Linked DNA regions of Homo sapiens: region 2 is linked to region 1. The links are chromatin loops, found by intact Hi-C in ENCODE. Cell type or tissue: Caco-2. All regions are shown on one strand. Each heading gives the region's core, and the rest is flanking DNA. Links, peaks and the distances in the headings are about the cores only. Region 1 has its middle 13 kb from the start of PTGER4. Region 2 has its middle 130 kb from the start of PTGER4.

The links. A loop is a pair of places that touch in the nucleus more often than their neighbours do. Peaks named below come from ENCODE experiments on the same cell type or tissue, not always from the same donor. Only the 100,000 strongest peaks of a DNase experiment are listed, where the experiment ranks them.
Region 2: a loop joins it to region 1, with 4 times the contacts of the local background. A loop is called at or near these places in 9 of 110 quality-filtered maps.

What each region holds. Positions count from the first base shown.
Region 1 is chr5:40,662,852-40,671,193 of GRCh38, reverse strand. No RefSeq gene overlaps it. Among named protein-coding and RNA genes, the nearest start is that of PTGER4, 13 kb to the left of the region's middle. In Caco-2, for the core only: no CTCF peak of the experiment used is centred there; no DNase peak of the experiment used is centred there; H3K27me3 peaks cover 206 bases.
Region 2 is chr5:40,543,383-40,551,724 of GRCh38, reverse strand. No RefSeq gene overlaps it. Among named protein-coding and RNA genes, the nearest start is that of PTGER4, 130 kb to the left of the region's middle. In Caco-2, for the core only: no CTCF peak of the experiment used is centred there; a DNase peak (open chromatin) is centred at 3,464.

The DNA of each region.
Region 1 (8,342 bases), core at 272-8,271:
TATCAGAAAGTGTTCAGTTCTGTCCAGGTAATTCCTAGATTTCTGTGTAATGGTTGCAGGGTGAGGGGGTGCTTGTTTGCTTTTAGAGGCTTGGGGGAATAATTTCCTTTGCAGAGCCAGTGTCAACGAGCTACCGTGTTAATTGTGGTGACATTTTAAGCTTGGGGCAGATGCTAACATCTCATTTTCCTTTCCATCCATGATAATGATAAAAGCTTTCCTAGAATTCATTTCAAGGGTCACTCTTGGGAGCTTCCTTTTTTTTAATTAAATTTTTTTTTTATTATTTGTAGAGACGAGGTCTCACTATGTTGCCAAGGCTGATCTTAAACTTGTAGACTCAAACTATCCTCCCACTTTGCCCTCCCAAAATGTTGGGACTACAGGCATAAGCTACTGCACCTGACATGGGGAACTTCCTTTTCATACAGCCCTTTCCTTAAGAAAGTGCTCTATGACAGTGGTGGCCCCACCATTCTGCCTTAGAATAGCAGTCATGTATTGAGCCCTGAATCAGCAAACCCGGGAATGTAGACAACCAGGACTCTAGACACCTGTCCAAAATGATTTGCAGAGCTAAGCCAAGCAGAGCTTTACTCCTTCTTTCCCTTCTCCTATTTCTTTTTTCTCTCTTTCCATTCTTTCCTTCATTTCTCACTGTTTACCAACTTCAGTAGCTAACATGATTAAGCACTCACCACGTACCAGGCAATGTGAAAAGGCTTTTAGTGAATTTCTCCGCCTGTTTTACAAATGAGGATACTGAGATGGAGAGAAGTTAAGTAATTTTTCTAAGGTCACAAACTCATAAGTGCTATGGCAGAGTGTGTATGTTACTGACCACTGAGTTATACTGTCCCATTCCTAAACTCCTCACCCCATTCCTTAAAACACGAAAGAACAAAAGCCACCCCATTTCAATAAAGGAATAAAGGTGAAACTTCCCTGAATAATAATGGTATATTCAGTCTAGCCACCTACCGCCCATCCCTGTGCCCTCAGGAAGCGGGTACCAGAAACAGGAAGCAGAAAATGTTTCACAGTATTTCTGATTTAATCTTATAGCTACTTATTTTAATTTTCTATTTCATGTGGGGTTAACTTACCATTGCAGCAACTGCCAAGGGGATTGGTAATAATTTCTATGACGTTTAAATGTTTAAATATTTCCTTGTGAAGCCTTGGCTTATTCTGTTCCCAAACACATGCGGAAATCAACTTTCCTGCTTAGGTTGAGCCTGTACATAGTGATGAAGTGAACAGTTGTGTCAATATCATGAAAAAACACAGAACAAGTGCAAACTATCTGCCAAGGATTGTACTAAGCCCTTAATATTTATCTTAGTTAAGCCTATGGTAAACCTCCACGCATGATTGTTCCATTTTGCAGAGGAATGAACTGGGCTTTTGAAAGAAGGAAGGAGGACAAGAGAGTGGTTGCCTAACTACCCAGCTACAGGGAGGTGGTCTAGTGTGATGAGTGGAAGATCAGGCAAAGTAACTTCCTGAAGGTCCCCTTTCCTTATGCTGTCAGTTTTTATTGGTGTAATCTAACTTCCCAGTTCTGTCAACAGATGTCACTGCCAGGATCACCTCTAATAGCCCAAATCTCTGCTCTCTTTTTATCACTAAACAGCTCACACATGCTTATTCATGGTTTCAGCACTAACAGGCAGTAGTATATATACTATGAGACTTTTTTAGGCTCCATAAGAACACGAGCTTTATCATCTATTGCTCTATCAGGATGTAAAGTCAGTAAGAAAATCTGCATTCTTTAGGTGCATTTTTTTTTTTTTTTTTTTTTTTTTTTTGTGGGAGATGGGGTGGAAATGGCTATGGGAGAGAAAGTTTTAACTCAGGGATGACAAATGGGGATAGGGAGCAATACATCATCTGCCCCTCCCCTTCTTCCTAAACACATTGTAGGTATTGCTGATCAACAACCCCACTGCTTCCTCTGAGGGCCCCACTACCCATCTACTGATGCATAAGAAGTGAAACGTCTTTTCCATCTTTAGCATAGATGTGTACAGAATTCATTCTAAGAGACCCTAATAAATGGTGGTTTTGCAAATGTGTGATGGTTGTATGTATGAGAACTTCTTTGCCTATGCAACTAAGGATGAGCCCTGAAGATCTTTAGTCAAAGTTTGCTTTGGAAGGCAAACTTGGTGCCAAGAGAATATGAAAGTGGCATAGATGCAAGTTATTATTATCATTAAATATGTAACTATGAAAATAACCTCACCTAGGATACAAGATCCTGCAAGGCATATTCACCTATAAAAGATGCCTTTTTAATAAGCATGTCTAGAATCTATCTAACAGTGTAATCAATGCCTTTACACAAAGTGCCCACATTTGTCATTTGGAAGCAGCAGGACACAAACTGAAGAGGGCAGGAACCATGTGCATTTGGGTCAAACTGTGACATTGAAGTCTGAAGGTTTTCAGCTATTAGAAACTAACTAAATCTTCTAAATACTGCAATAAAATTTTAGAAGCCAAATGGAGAGTAAATTATTTTTAAAAAAGATGAATTGCAATTATTAAAACTTAACTCTATTCAGTAGACACTCTATGATGTTTAAATATACACAGAAATGAATATTTGAAAAATGGAATCATTTAAAACTTATGGCATAGAAGTTTGCTACATAATAGAGCTCTTTGGGAAATATTCTGCTGAAGGATCAGACATTTATTATTTCTATTTTTTCTTTTGTTTTTGATGCACATGTATTTTAATAGTTCTCATGTATTAAGTAGAATACACATTTTAAATTACATTTATACAAGTTAACTCTTGTTTACCTCCCGTACTAAAAGACTATGCTGTTTATTTCCTCATTATAAATGCAGTGCAGTGCACAATTGACTCTATAACCAGAGAGGAGAGAAAACTCTATTTTTTTAAACTTTTAGGTTGAAGGGTACATGCATAGGTTTGTTATATAGGTAAACTCGTGTCACGGGGTCTTGTTTTACAGATTATTTCGGCACCTAGGTACTAAGCCTAGTACCTAATAGTTGTTTTTTCTGTTCCTCTGACTATTTCAGAGAATCAAGCTTACTCAGGTTATTCTGTTGCAGTGCATTAGTGTCAAATGTGGGTATTTGTAAGAGCTGAACAACTCCCCAAATATCTAACTGACCCCATGGATTGGTGAGGAATCTCAGAAGAACACAACTTTTTAATTAATAAATATTTGTGAATTAGAGAATAAAAAGCATTTCTAAGAATAAAAATCTGCTCTAAAATTTGATAATTTTTGTAAGGTGTAGAAAAGAATATATTGAAACTTTGGTTGCTGGAAAAAAAAGTATTTAAGAGTAGCATACTTGAGATGGTCTGTAAATTGGTGTATGGCCGGATGATAAAACACTTTGTCCTTAACACATCACTATTCTTCCTCCCTTATTAGTGTACTACTGTACTTAGTTTCACTAACATGAATACTGAATCAAGAGTATTACAGCATTTCTTTGCCTTGAATCTTAGTTCTTAATTTTAACTAAAAGTGCACTAGACAGAAATATTCATATATTTTGGCTTTAAAGCATTAGTTTGTTAACTATGAGATGTTTTTCCTGTGATAACACAAATATACTTAAAGATAGAAATGCAATAAATATCCTTTTCAGTTTTTTATATCAAAACATTGAAGAAAGAGAAGAGAGAAAGGGAGAAAGAAAAGGGAAAGGAGGAAGGGAAGGGAGAAAGGAAAGGAAGAGAGAGGGAGAAAGAGAGAAAAAGAGAGAAAGAAAGAGGAAACTAATGGGTTGTAAATGGGTGAGTAATACATTGTCTCCCAGTCACACCCACAGATTAAATGTGATATTATGGGCATGTCACTCTTAAAGTTCCACCTAGAAGTTTAGAAGTCCCCAAGACAACAAAAACAAACATGAATGGAAAGCCTTACTAATGTAGGCTATCTGGATAACTTATTAAAATTTATTTGTATTATTTTAGAATTCCCAAGTTTAATGCAGATGTTTCATTCTGAACAAGGTGTGTCACTTTTCTCCAAGAGGCTGACACTTTAAAAATGACAAGAGGAAATATTATGCTTTTCTACTCATTTTTTTTCTACCATAAAATATTCTGAATATGCTAATAGGGATATAGTGTAAATTATTATACACAGTATCTACTTATATCATTTATGGGGTCAAAAAGAAAAACAAAATCTCTGAAAATTAATACAGCTTAGAACGTGTTATCCTTACTAATACTGTCTAGAAAAAAAGGTTTCATGGTCAAATAAGTCTTATAAGTGCTATACCTGTTAGAAGAATCTCATTGCACAATGTTGTGAACACCCTGTGTTTCACACTAGGGAACATTTTTTTCATGCCCTACCTCTGAGTTTTTAAATAATCAGAGAAATATTCTGGGTTGTGGTGGCTCATGCCTGTACACCTGTAATCCCAACACTTTGGGAGGCCAAGGTGGGAGGATCTCTTGAAGTCAGGAGTTTGAGATTAGCTTGGGCCACAAAGCAAGACCCTATTTCTACAAAAAGTAAAAGAAAAATTAGCCCAGTATGGTGGCATGCGCTTGTAGTCTCAGCTACTTGGGAGGCTGAGGCAGGAGGATCACTTGAGCCCAGCAGTTTGAGGCTGCAGTGAGCTATGATCACAACACTGCGCTCCAGACTAGGCGACAGAGCAAGACCTTGTTTCTAAACAAACAGACAAACAAACAAAAAACGTAGCATTCCCCAGATTTATTTGATCAAGCACTCTTTCATCAATAACACCCATTAACATGAAACAGATTAGAATTCCTTGGAACACCTGGAGAGAATCTTTTCAAATACAGCAAAGGATGGTTTACTTTTCTGAGGAGTGGTTCAAATGCAAACACTGAAACTTCAATAGATACATATTTGTCTTAATGTGTTAGAAAAATACACATTTCATGTATCATTTTATTAATATTGTTGCTTAGGATGAAGCTAACTTTATGTAAAGAAGTATATAGATTTAAAAAATATATAAAGTGAGTAATAGTAGAGATATATGAATATGACAGAATTATAAGCTGGAAGGTGAATGTCTGAAGGTTGGAAAACGCTGACTTAGCCTATAAATATAAATTCAATACAGTGTGCTTAAATGGGTGCAGTCATTTGGATACATATATTCAGACTGGTCTTCAGGAAACTTGGGGAAGAGGAGTGCTTAGTTAGCTCTCTGGTTCTGCCTTAAAATAATTTTGTGAGCTAGGAAGGGAAGCCTGTTCTAGACCTCAGTTTCCTTGTCTATAAATAAGGAGAGTTGGATTGGAGCATATGTTGAATTCAGCTCAACAACTTTGATGTAAGTGGAAGGCTACAGTGGTGATATGATCTGCTCATCCACCGCAGGCTGTCACATTGATGACAGCTGTGGCAGAACCCTTCATTTCATGGCCTACCATTCATTATTTGGGGTTCCTGATTAATCCTTTCTCTTTTGCAAGACCTTTTCTCAAAGTAGCTTAACCAGATTCCTGAATTTTAGCTATCTTTGTATGACCGGAGCACCATGCACAGTTCCATCTCCAGAGAATTTCCTAAGTGACAAATGGCCAAAAGATGAGACTATCTGGAGGGCAAGGCTTCCTTTGCACACCCCATCCCCAAAGTTTTTTTTGTTGTTTTGGAGAATTCACATCCATGTAATATAATTTTGAGTATTGCAATTTGGTCTTGCTTTAAATATTTAAAAATATATCTCTTAAAATCATTTTCCCTAGTGTGTGTTTTTTGTTTGTTTGTTTGAGTGGTTCTTGATTGTATTATGAAGGGGATCCTGTGATCTACTGCATTTTCTTTTCTTTTTTGAGACATAGTCTCGTTCTGTTGCCCAGGCTGGAGTGCAGTGGCGCAGTCTCGGCTCACTGCAACCTCCGCCTCCCAGGTTCAAGTGATTCTCAGCCTCCCAAGTAGCTGGGATTACAGGCATGTGCCACCGTGCCTGGCTAATTTTTTATTTTTTTTAGTAGAGACAAGGTTTTGCCATGTTGCTCAGGCTGGTCTCAAACCCTTGGCCTCAAGTGACCTGCCTGCCTTGGCCTCCCAAAGTGCTGGGATTATAGGCATAAGCCACCTCGCCTGGCTACTTATTACATTTTCTAACTGCTTATTGTTGGGGTAATGTAATGGTTATGTGCAAAGACTGCCAAACTCTGTCACTTGCTAGCTGTGTGGCATCACACAAGTAATTTAACCTCTCTGTTTCTTAGGAGTTTTTAAATTTAAAAGTCAGGATAATAATAGCAGCTTCCCTCAGGAGTTAATACGTGAAAAACACCTTATTCAGTGCCTGGTACATAGCCCTCAAAAACTGTTAGCTGTCATCTCTTTTGGCATCTAGGACAGTTCTTGGTCAGATTACTAAACTCTTGATAGTGTTGGTATATTGTCAGTTGATTGTGTTGAATGTTCTAGGTACACAATTATAAAAAAAGAATATCAGTTTAAGTGGGTCCTTTCTTTTGTTTTTATGAGAGGAATTCTTGACTGGGATCCTCAGCACAACGTTAAGTCATAGTTGAAATGAGTGTCTTTGTAAGACTATTCCAACCTCCTTTTACAAGATCTGTGTGCTATAATTTATAACTAATTTAGTGCCCTAGTTTTTTTTTATTATTATTATACTTTAAGTTTTAGGGTACATGTGCACAATGTGCCGGTTAGTTACACACGTATACATGTGCCATGCTGGTGTGCTGCACCCATTAACTCGTCATTTAGCATTAGGTATATCTCCTAATGCTATCCTTGCCCCCTACCCCCACCCCACAACAGTCCCCAGAGTGTGATGTTCCCCTTCCTGTGTCCATGTGTTCTCATTGTTCAATTCCCATCTATGAGTGAGAACATGCGGTGTTTGGTTTTTTGTCCTTGCGATAGTTTACTGAAAATGATGATTTCCAATTTCATCCATGTCCCTACAAAGGACATGAACTCATCATTTTTTATGGCTGCATAGTATTCCATGGTGTATATGTGCCACATTTGCTTAATCCAGTCTATCGTTGTTGGACATTTGAGTTGGTTCCAAGTCTTTGCTATTGTGAATATTGCCACAATAAACATACGTGTACATGTGTCTTTATAGCAGCATGATTTATAGTCCTTTGGGTATATACCCAGTAATGGGATGGCTGGGTCAAATGGTATTTCTAGTTCTAGATCCCTGAGGAATCGCCACACTGACTTCCACAATGGTTGAACTAGTTTACAGTCCCACCAACAGTGTAAAAGTGTTCCTATTTCTCCACATCCTCTCCAGCACCCGTTGTTTCCTGACTTTTTAATGATTGCCATTCTAACTGGTGTGAGATGGTATCTCATTGTGGTTTTGATTTGCATTTCTCTGATGGCCAGTGATGATGAGCATTTTTTCATGTGTCTTTTGGCTGCGTAAATGTCTTCTTTTGAGAAATGTCTGTTCATATCCTTTGCCCACTTGTTGATGGGGTTGTTTGTTTTTTTCTTGTAAATTTGTTTGAGTTCATTGTAGATTCTGGATATTAGCCCTTTGTCAGATGAGTAGGTTGTGAAAATTTTCTCCCATTTTGTAGGTTGCCTGTTCACTCTGATGGTAGTTTCTTTTGCTGTGCAGAAGCTCTTTAGTTTAGTTAGATCCCGTTTGTCAATTTTGGCTTTTGTGGCCATTGCTTTTGGTGTTTTAGACATGAAGTCCAAGCTGATAAGCAACTTCAGCAAAGTCTCAGGATACAAAATCAATGTACTAAAATCACAAGCATTCTTATACACCAATAACAGACAAACAGAGAGCCAAATCATGAGTGAACTCCCATTCACGATTGCTTCAAAGAGAATAAAATACTTAGGAATCCAACTTATAAGGGATGTGAAGGACCTCTTCAAGGAGAACTACAAACCACTGCTCAATGAAATAGAAGAGGATACAAACAAATGGAAGAACATTCCATGCTCATGGGTAGGAAGAATCAATATCGTGAAAATGGCCATACTGCCCAAGGTAATTTATAGATTCAATGCCATCCCCATAAAGCTACCAATGACTTTCTTCACAGAATTGGAAAAAACTACTTTAAAGTTCATGTGGAACCAAAAAAGAGCCCACATTGCCAAGTCAATCCTAAGCCAAAAGAACAAAGCTGGAGGCATCACGCTACCTGACTTCAAACTATACTACAAGGCTACAGTAACCAAAACAGCATGATACTGGTACCAAAACAGAGATACAGATCAATGGAACAGAACAGAGCCCTCAGAAATAACGCCGCATATCTACAACTATCTGATCTTTGACAAACCTGAGAAAAACAAGCAATGGGGAAAGGATTCCCTATT
Region 2 (8,342 bases), core at 17-8,016, 120 kb after region 1:
GTGCAGCTTTCAGTCTGTGGCCCAAGGTCTGAGAGCCCCTGTCAAATCACTGGTGTAAGTCCAAGAGTCCAAAAGCTGAAGAACCTGGAGGCTGATATCCAAGGACAGGAAGCATTCAGCATGGGAGAAAGATGAGGGCCGGAAGACTCAGCAAGTCTGCTCTTTCCAACTTCTTCTGCCTCCTTTATTCTAGCAGAACTGGCAGCTGATTAGATGGTACCCACCCAGATTGAGGGTGGGTCTGCCTCTCCCAGTCCACTGACACAAAAGTTAATCTCCTTTGGCCACACTTTCACAGGCACACCCAGGAACAATACTTTGCATCCTTTCAATTCAATCAAATTGATGTTCAACAGTAACCATCACAGTGCACAATCATTTCGTGTGTGTGGGTGGGGGGGTGGGTGAGTGTGCGTGTGTTTGGGTTTGTCAATACTTTCTCTCCCTTAGTTTTATTCTTGGGCCTCTCTTATGTGATTTGGATCTTTGTTTTACTTTCAAAATTTTTATTGAGTTTTAATAATTTTTATCACATCTTCAAGCCATCACTCTGTCTTTTAAAAGTTAGTTGGCTCAGATGCAGAAAATTGAAACTGGATCACTTCCTTATACAAAAATTAACTCAAGATGGATTAAAAACTTAAATGTAAGACCCAAGACTATAAAAACCCTAGAAGAAAATCTAGGAAGTACCATTCAGGACATAAGCACGGGTAAATATTTCATGATGAAAAACACCAAAAGCAATTGCAATAAAAGCAAAATTGATAAATGGGATCTAATTAAACTAAAGTTCTGTAGAGCAAAAGAAACTATCATCAGAATGACTAGACAACTTACAGAATGGGAAAAAATTTTTGCAATCTATCCCATTGACAAAGGTCTAATATCCAGAGTCTATAAGGAACTTAAACAAATTTACAAGAAAAAAACAAGCAACCCCATTAAAAAGTGGGCAAATGATATGAACAGACAGTTCTCAAAAGGAGACATTCATGTGGCCAACAAACACATGAAAAAACCTCAACATCACTGATTATTAGAGAAAAGCAAATCAAAACCACAATGAGGTATCATCTCATGCCAGTCAGAAAAAAAAAAAAGTCCAGAAACAGCAGATGCTGGTGAGGTTGCAGAGAAAGAGTAACTCTTTTACACTGCTGGTGGGAGTGTAAATTTGTTCAAGCATTGTGGAAGACAGTGTGGCAATTCCTCAAAGATCTAAAGGCAGAAAACCATTTGACCCAGCAATTCCATTACTTGGTATATACCCAAAGGAACATAAATCATTCTGTTATAAAGAAACATGCACATATATGTTCACTGCAGCACTATTCACAATAGCAAAGACATGGAATCAACCCAAATGCCCATGAATAGCAGACTGGGTAAAGAAAATGTGGTACATATACACCATGGAATACAATGCAGCCATAAAAAGGAATGATATTATGTCCTTTGCCAGGAAATGGATAGAGCTGGGAGCTGTTATCCTCAGCAAACTAACGCAGAAGCAGAAAACCAAACATGTCATGTTCTCCCTTATAAGTAGGAGCTGAACAATGAGAGCACATAGGCACATGTAGGGGAGCAACACACACTGGGGCCCGTCAGGGGTGGGAGCGGGGTGGGGGGAGACCATCAGGAAGAATAGCTAAGGGATGCTGGGCTTAATACCTAGGTGGTGGATTGATCTGTGCAGCAAACTACCATGGCCTATGTTTACCTATGTTAACAAACCTGAACTTAAAATAAATGTTGGATAAAAAAAAAAAAAAGAAAAAAAGTTAGTTGGTTGAACCCTACTGCTGGAATATGGCACTTCTTTTCCTCTCTTCTCCAACAGCCATTTCAGCTACTCTCAAGCACTAACTTTTAGCCATTGCTCCATATTTGTAATCCCAATGACTCATTTTTTTGGCTGTGGCCTTTAGCTATGTATCTCTAGTACCTAGAACAGTGCCTGGCACTTAGTGGGTAGTGATTAATATTTTTAAACAATAAAAATATTTAGGTTTTTTTTTTTTTGTATTTTATCAAAACTTCTCTGTAACCAAATAAATTGACCCAAACGAAAGCCATTCAAATTGAGGAGTTTTTTGCTTCACTCTTGACTGGACCAGGAGTGTTGGACAATTTTCTGAGCAAAGAGGAAAAAAACATTTTTCACTAAAGAGTGCTTATAATCTGATAAAACATAAATCCTAATAAATATGACAGTAGCCAATGAATGTGCTTCATAACTTTGGTACTTCTAAATGGGAGCTATAGGTAAATATTATTCAACCTTTTGTTTCATAGAGTCTGGCTATATTATTTATACTAAAATAAACTGTATTCTTTCATAAAACACTTAAAGTAGGAGACTGCTAATCCAGGACATTTTCACAGGGGTAATGAAATTTTGGGATTACTGAAGATTGAATTTAATTGTGTTGTAAGAGTATACTTGAGGCTGGGCACGGTGGCTCACGCCTGTAACCCCAGCACTTTGGGAGGCTGAGGTGGGTGGATCACAAGGTCAGGAGATCGAGACCATCCTGGCTAACACGGTGAAACCCCATCTCTACTAAAAATACAAAACATTAGCCGGGTGTGGTGGCGGGCACCTGTAGTCCCAGCTACTCGGGAGGCTGAGGCAGGAGAATGGCGTAAGCCTGGGAGGTGGAGCTTGTAGTGAGCAGAGATAGTGCCACCGCACTCCAGCCTGGGTGACAGAGTGAGATTCCATCTCAAAAAAAAAAAAATATATTTGAATGGCAATATTTAATTGTTTCTGAGTTCATTAATTATACAGCTTACTACATTAAGAGAAATTGCTGTATTTGATAACATAAAATTTAATTTTACTTGATAATCACAATAAAGTACAGAACATCAAGTTTGCACTCCTCTTCCACGGTGTTGACATTCAGGTATTGTCAGTTTTCTAAGTGCTTTGAATTGTATGTCAGAATGGCTGCCAAAATACTTGAAAGCAGAGTAAATAGAGATAGATTTACTAATTTCAGTTTGGCAGTAATTTCATGGGAAAGAAGTAGCCCTTTACCAATTTAAAATAGTAAAAATCAGAAGGATTTTTTATGGAATTTTCATGTTTTAAGTAATGCTTAGTTGTGGAACTATGTGTGCTCCTGTGAGATAGTCTTTGAGCTTTGTGCATTGGATAATCCTTTAGCATAATGAATCTAGAGAGAGAAATTCGTCATATTTTTAGCCTTTTCTTAGAAACAATCCTGGATGCTAGAGGAAAGATTTACCCAAAGATTAATGAAGTATAGTTTACTTCAACTGTATGATTACAGTTGTAGAGGAGGTGCCTTGAATGAAGCTTTTGTGTCCAGCTTTTTTGATGTTAGCAATGAGAATCGTTCCATACAACTTCAAGATTCAGTCCCCTGGGGGCAAACAGGCCAAAATGGGGAGTTGCTCCCTTTGCATTTTAGATCAAAGCTATCTGAGGCTCTGGAAATAAATCTTTTTGCTAAATTTGTTTACTTATGTTCCATCTTTGTTCGTCCTATCTGCTCATTATGTGGCAACTTTCTTGAGGGCAAAGGTTATCTTGCCCAATCCATGTAATTCATAGCAGAAAGCCAGTAGGGTTTCCAGGTTCCCAGTATTGAACCAGACATCCTGATATGTAATTTCAGTCTGGTAAAATGGAAAGAAAAAAACCCAGATATACCAAGGTGGATTAAAAAAATGATCTGTTACTATTTTCTGCTTGTGTATCTGAGAACAAAAACTGGATTTTAGTTTGGGGCTGATCATTCCTGCCCTGGGAGAGATTCTTCTGTGAGCTCTTGCTCAGGCAGATATGAATGAAGTCAAACTAAGCAGCATGTATCGAGTACTCGTTATGTCTTGGTGCTGTTCTAAGTGCTTAGTAACTCATTTAAGCCTCACAACAACCCTGTGACACAGATACTAATGCTGTCTTCATTTTGCGAATGAGGAAACTAAGGCGTAAGTCACACAGTGTAAGTGGTGGAGCTGGCATTTGGAACCTGTGAGTCAGGCTATAGAATATATATTAATAGACTGTCTAAAGTATGTCTTCATATGTCTTGGAATAGCACCTGACAATGCCATAGTAATCCAAAAGCATCAATTTCATATGAGGATTAGGAATATTATGCTTTATAAAATAAAAAATGATTTCATGAGAGAGGCTGCAGCTCTACAGAAACTCAATGTATGTATGTATGTATGTATGTATGTGTGATCTATCCATCTAATAGTTCTTTTACTGAAGTAGACAGAATAATGCCTCAGCCACTCCCACCTCCAAATGTTCATGTCCTAATCCCTAGAGCCTGGGGCTAGATGTCACATGGCAAATGGAAATTAGGTTGCAGATGGAATGAAAATTTCTTTTTTTTTTTCTTTTTTTTTTAATTATACTTTAAGTTTTAGGGTACATGTGCACATTGTGCAGGTTAGTTACATATGTATACATGTGCCATGCTGGTGCGCTGCACCCACTAACTCGTCATCTAGCATTAGGTATATCTCCCAATGCTATCCCTCCCCCCTCCCCCCACCCCACCACAGTCCCCAGAGTGTGATATTCCCCTTCCTGTGTCCATGTGATCTCATTGTTCAATTCCCACCTATGAGTGAGAATATGCGGTGTTTGGTTTTTTGTTCTTGCGATAGTTTACTGAGAATGATGATTTCCAATTTCATCCATGTCCCTACAAAGGACACGAACTCATCATTTTTTATGGCTGCATAGTATTCCATGGTGTATATGTGCCACATTTTCTTAATCCAGTCTATAATTGTTGGACATTTGGGTTGGTTCCAAGTCTTTGCTATTGTGAATAATGCCGCAATAAACATACGTGTGCCTGTGTCTTTATAGCAGCATGATTTAGAGTCCTTTGGGTATATACCCAGTAATGGGATGGCTGGGTCAAATGGTATTTCTAGTTCTAGATCCCTGAGGAATTGCCACACTGACTTCCACAATGGTTGAACTAGTTTACAGTCCCACCAACAGTGTAAAAGTGTTCCTATTTCTCCACATCCTCTCCAGCACCTGTTGTTTCCTGACTTTTTAATGATTGCCATTCTAACTGGTGTGAGATGGTATCTCATTGTGGTTTTGATTTGCATTTCTCTGATGGCTAGTGATGATGAGCATTTTTTCATGTGTTTTTTGGCTGCATAAATGTCTTCTTTTGAGAAGTGTCTGTTCATGTCCTTCGCCCACTTTTTGATGGGGTTGTTTGTTTTTTTCTTGTAAATTTGTTTGAGTTCATTGTAGATTCTGGATATTAGCCCTTTGTCAGATGAGTAGGTTGCGAAAATTTTCTCCCATTTTGTAGGTTGCCTGTTCACTCTGATGGTAGTTTCTTTTGCTATGCAGAAGCTCTTTAGTTTAATTAGATCCCATTTGTCAATTTTGGCTTTTGTTGCCATTGCTTTTGGTGTTTTGGACATGAAGTCCTTGCCCATGCCTATGTCCTGAATGGTAATGCCTAGGTTTTCTTCTAGGGTTTTTATGGTTTTAGGTCTAACATTTAAATCTTTAATCCATCTTGAATTGATTTTTGTATAAGGTGTAAGGAAGGGATCCAGTTTCAGATTTCTACATATGGCTAGCCAGTTTTCCCAGCACCATTTATTACATAGGGAATCCTTTCCCCATTGCTTGTTTTTCTCAGGTTTGTCAAAGATCAGATAGTTGTAGATATGCGGTGTTATTTCTGAGGGCTCTGTTCTGTTCCATTGATCTATATCTCTGTTTTGGTACCAGGACCATGCTGTTTTGGTTACTGTAGCCTTGTAGTATAGTTTGAAGTCAGGTAGTGTGATGTCTCCAGCTTTGTTCTTTTGGCTTAGGATTGACTTGGCAATGCGGGCTCTTTTTTGGTTCCATATGAACTTTAAAGTAGTTTTTTCCAATTCTGTGAAGAAAGGCATTGGTAGCTTTATGGGGATGGCATTGAATCTGTAAATTACCTTGGGCAGTATGGCCATTTTCACGATATTGATTCTTCCTACCCATGAGCATGGAATGTTCTTCCATTTGTTTGTATCCTCTTTTATTTCATTGAGCAGTGGTTTGTAGTTCTCCTTGAAGAGGTCCTTCACATCCCTTGTAAGTTGGATTCCTAGGTATTTTATTCTCTTTGAAGCAATTGTGAATGGGAGTTCACTCACGATTTGGCTCTCTGTTTGTCTGTTGTTGGTGTATAAGAATGCTTGTGATTTTTGTACATTGATTTTGTATCCTGAGACTTTGCTGAAGTTGCTTATCAGCTTAAGGAGATTTTGGGCTGAGACAATGGGGTTTTCTAGATATACAATCATGTCGTCTGCAAACAGGGACAATTTGACTTCCTCTTTTCCTAATTGAATACCCTTTATTTCCTTCTCCTGCCTAATTGCCCTGGCCAGAACCTCCAACACTATGTTGAATAGGAGTGGTGAGAGAGGGCATCCCTGTCTTGTGCCACTTTTCAAAGGGAATGCTTCCAGTTTTTGCCCATTCAGTATGATATTGGCTGTGGGTTTGTCATAGATAGCTCTTATTATTTTGAAATACGTCCCATCAATACCTAATTTATTGAGAGTTTTTAGCATGAAGGGTTGTTGAATTTTGTCAAAGGCTTTTTCTGCATCTATTGAGATAATCATGTGGTTTTTGTCTTTGGCTCTGTTTATATGCTGGATTACATTTATTGATTTGCGTATATTGAACCAGCCTTGCATCCCAGGGATGAAGCCCACTTGATCATGGTGGATAAGCTTTTTGATGTGCTTCTGGATTCGTTTTGCCAGTATTTTATTGAGGATTTTTGCATCAATGTTCATCAAGGATATTGGTCTAAAATTCTCTTTTTTGGTTGTGTCTCTGCCCAGCTTTGGTATCAGAATGATGCTGGCCTCATAAAATGAGTTAGGGAGGATTCCCTCTTTTTCTATTGATTGGAATAGTTTCAGAAGGAATGGTACCAGTTCCTCCTTGTACCTCTGGTAGAATTCAGCTGTGAATCTATCTGGTCCTGGACTCTTTTTGGTTGGTAAACTATCGATTATTGCCACAATTTCAGCTCCTGTTGTTGGTCTATTCAGAGATTCAACTTCTTCCTGGTTTAGTCTTGGGAGAGTGTATGTGTTGAGGAATTTATCCATTTCTTCTAGATTTTCTAGTTTATTTGCGTGGAGGTGTTTGTAGTATTCTCTGATGGTAGTTTGTATTTCTGTGGGATCGGTGGTGATATCCCCTTTATCATTTTTTATTGTGTCTATTTGATTCTTCTCTCTTTTTTTCTTTATTAGTCTTGCTAGCGGTCTATCAATTTTGTTGATCCTTTCAAAAAACCAGCTCCTGGATTCATTGATTTTTTGAAGGGTTTTTCGTGTCTCTATTTCCTTCAGTTCTGCTCTGATTTTAGTTATTTCTTGCCTTCTGCTAGCTTTTGAATGTGTTTGCTCTTGCTTTTCTAGTTCTTTTAATTGTGATGTTAGGGTGTCAATTTTGGATCTTTCCTGCATTCTCTTGTGGGCAGTTAGTGCTATAAATTTCCCTCTACACACTGCTTTGAATGCGTCTCAGAGATTCTGGTATGTTGTGTCTTTGTTCTCGTTGGTTTCAAAGAACATCTTTATTTCTGCCTTCATTTCGTTATGTACCCAGTAGTCATTCAGGAGCAGGTTGCTCAGTTTCCATGTAGTTGAGCGGCTTTGAGTGAGATTCTTAATCCTGAGTTCTAGTTTGATTGCACTGTGGTCTGAGAGATAGTTTGTTATAATTTCTGTTCTTTTACATTTGCTGAGGACAGCTTTACTTCCAACTATGTGGTCAATTTTGGAATAGGTGTGGTGTGGTGCTGAAAAAAATGTATATTCTGTTGATTTGGGGTGGAGAGTTCTGTAGATGTCTATTAGGTCCACTTGGTGCAGAGCTGAGTTCAATTCCTGGGTATCCTTGTTGACTTTCTGTCTCGTTGATCTGTCTAATGTTGACAGTGGGGTGTTAAAATCTCCCATTATTAATGTGTGGGAGTCTAAGTCTCTTTGTAGGTCTGTAAGGACTTGCTTTGTGAATCTGGGTGCTCCTGTATTGGGTGCATATATATTTAGGATAGTTAGCTCTTCTTGTTGAATTGATCCCTTTACCATTATGTAATGGCCTTCTTTGTCTCTTTTGATCTTTGTTGGTTTAAAGTCTGTTTTATCAGAGACTAGGATTGCAACCCCTGCCTTTTTTTGTTTTCCATTTGCTTGGTAGATCTTCCTCCATCCTTTTATTTTGAGCCTATGTGTGTCTCTGCACGTGAGATGGGTTTCCTGAATACAGCACACTGATGGGTCTTGACTCTTTA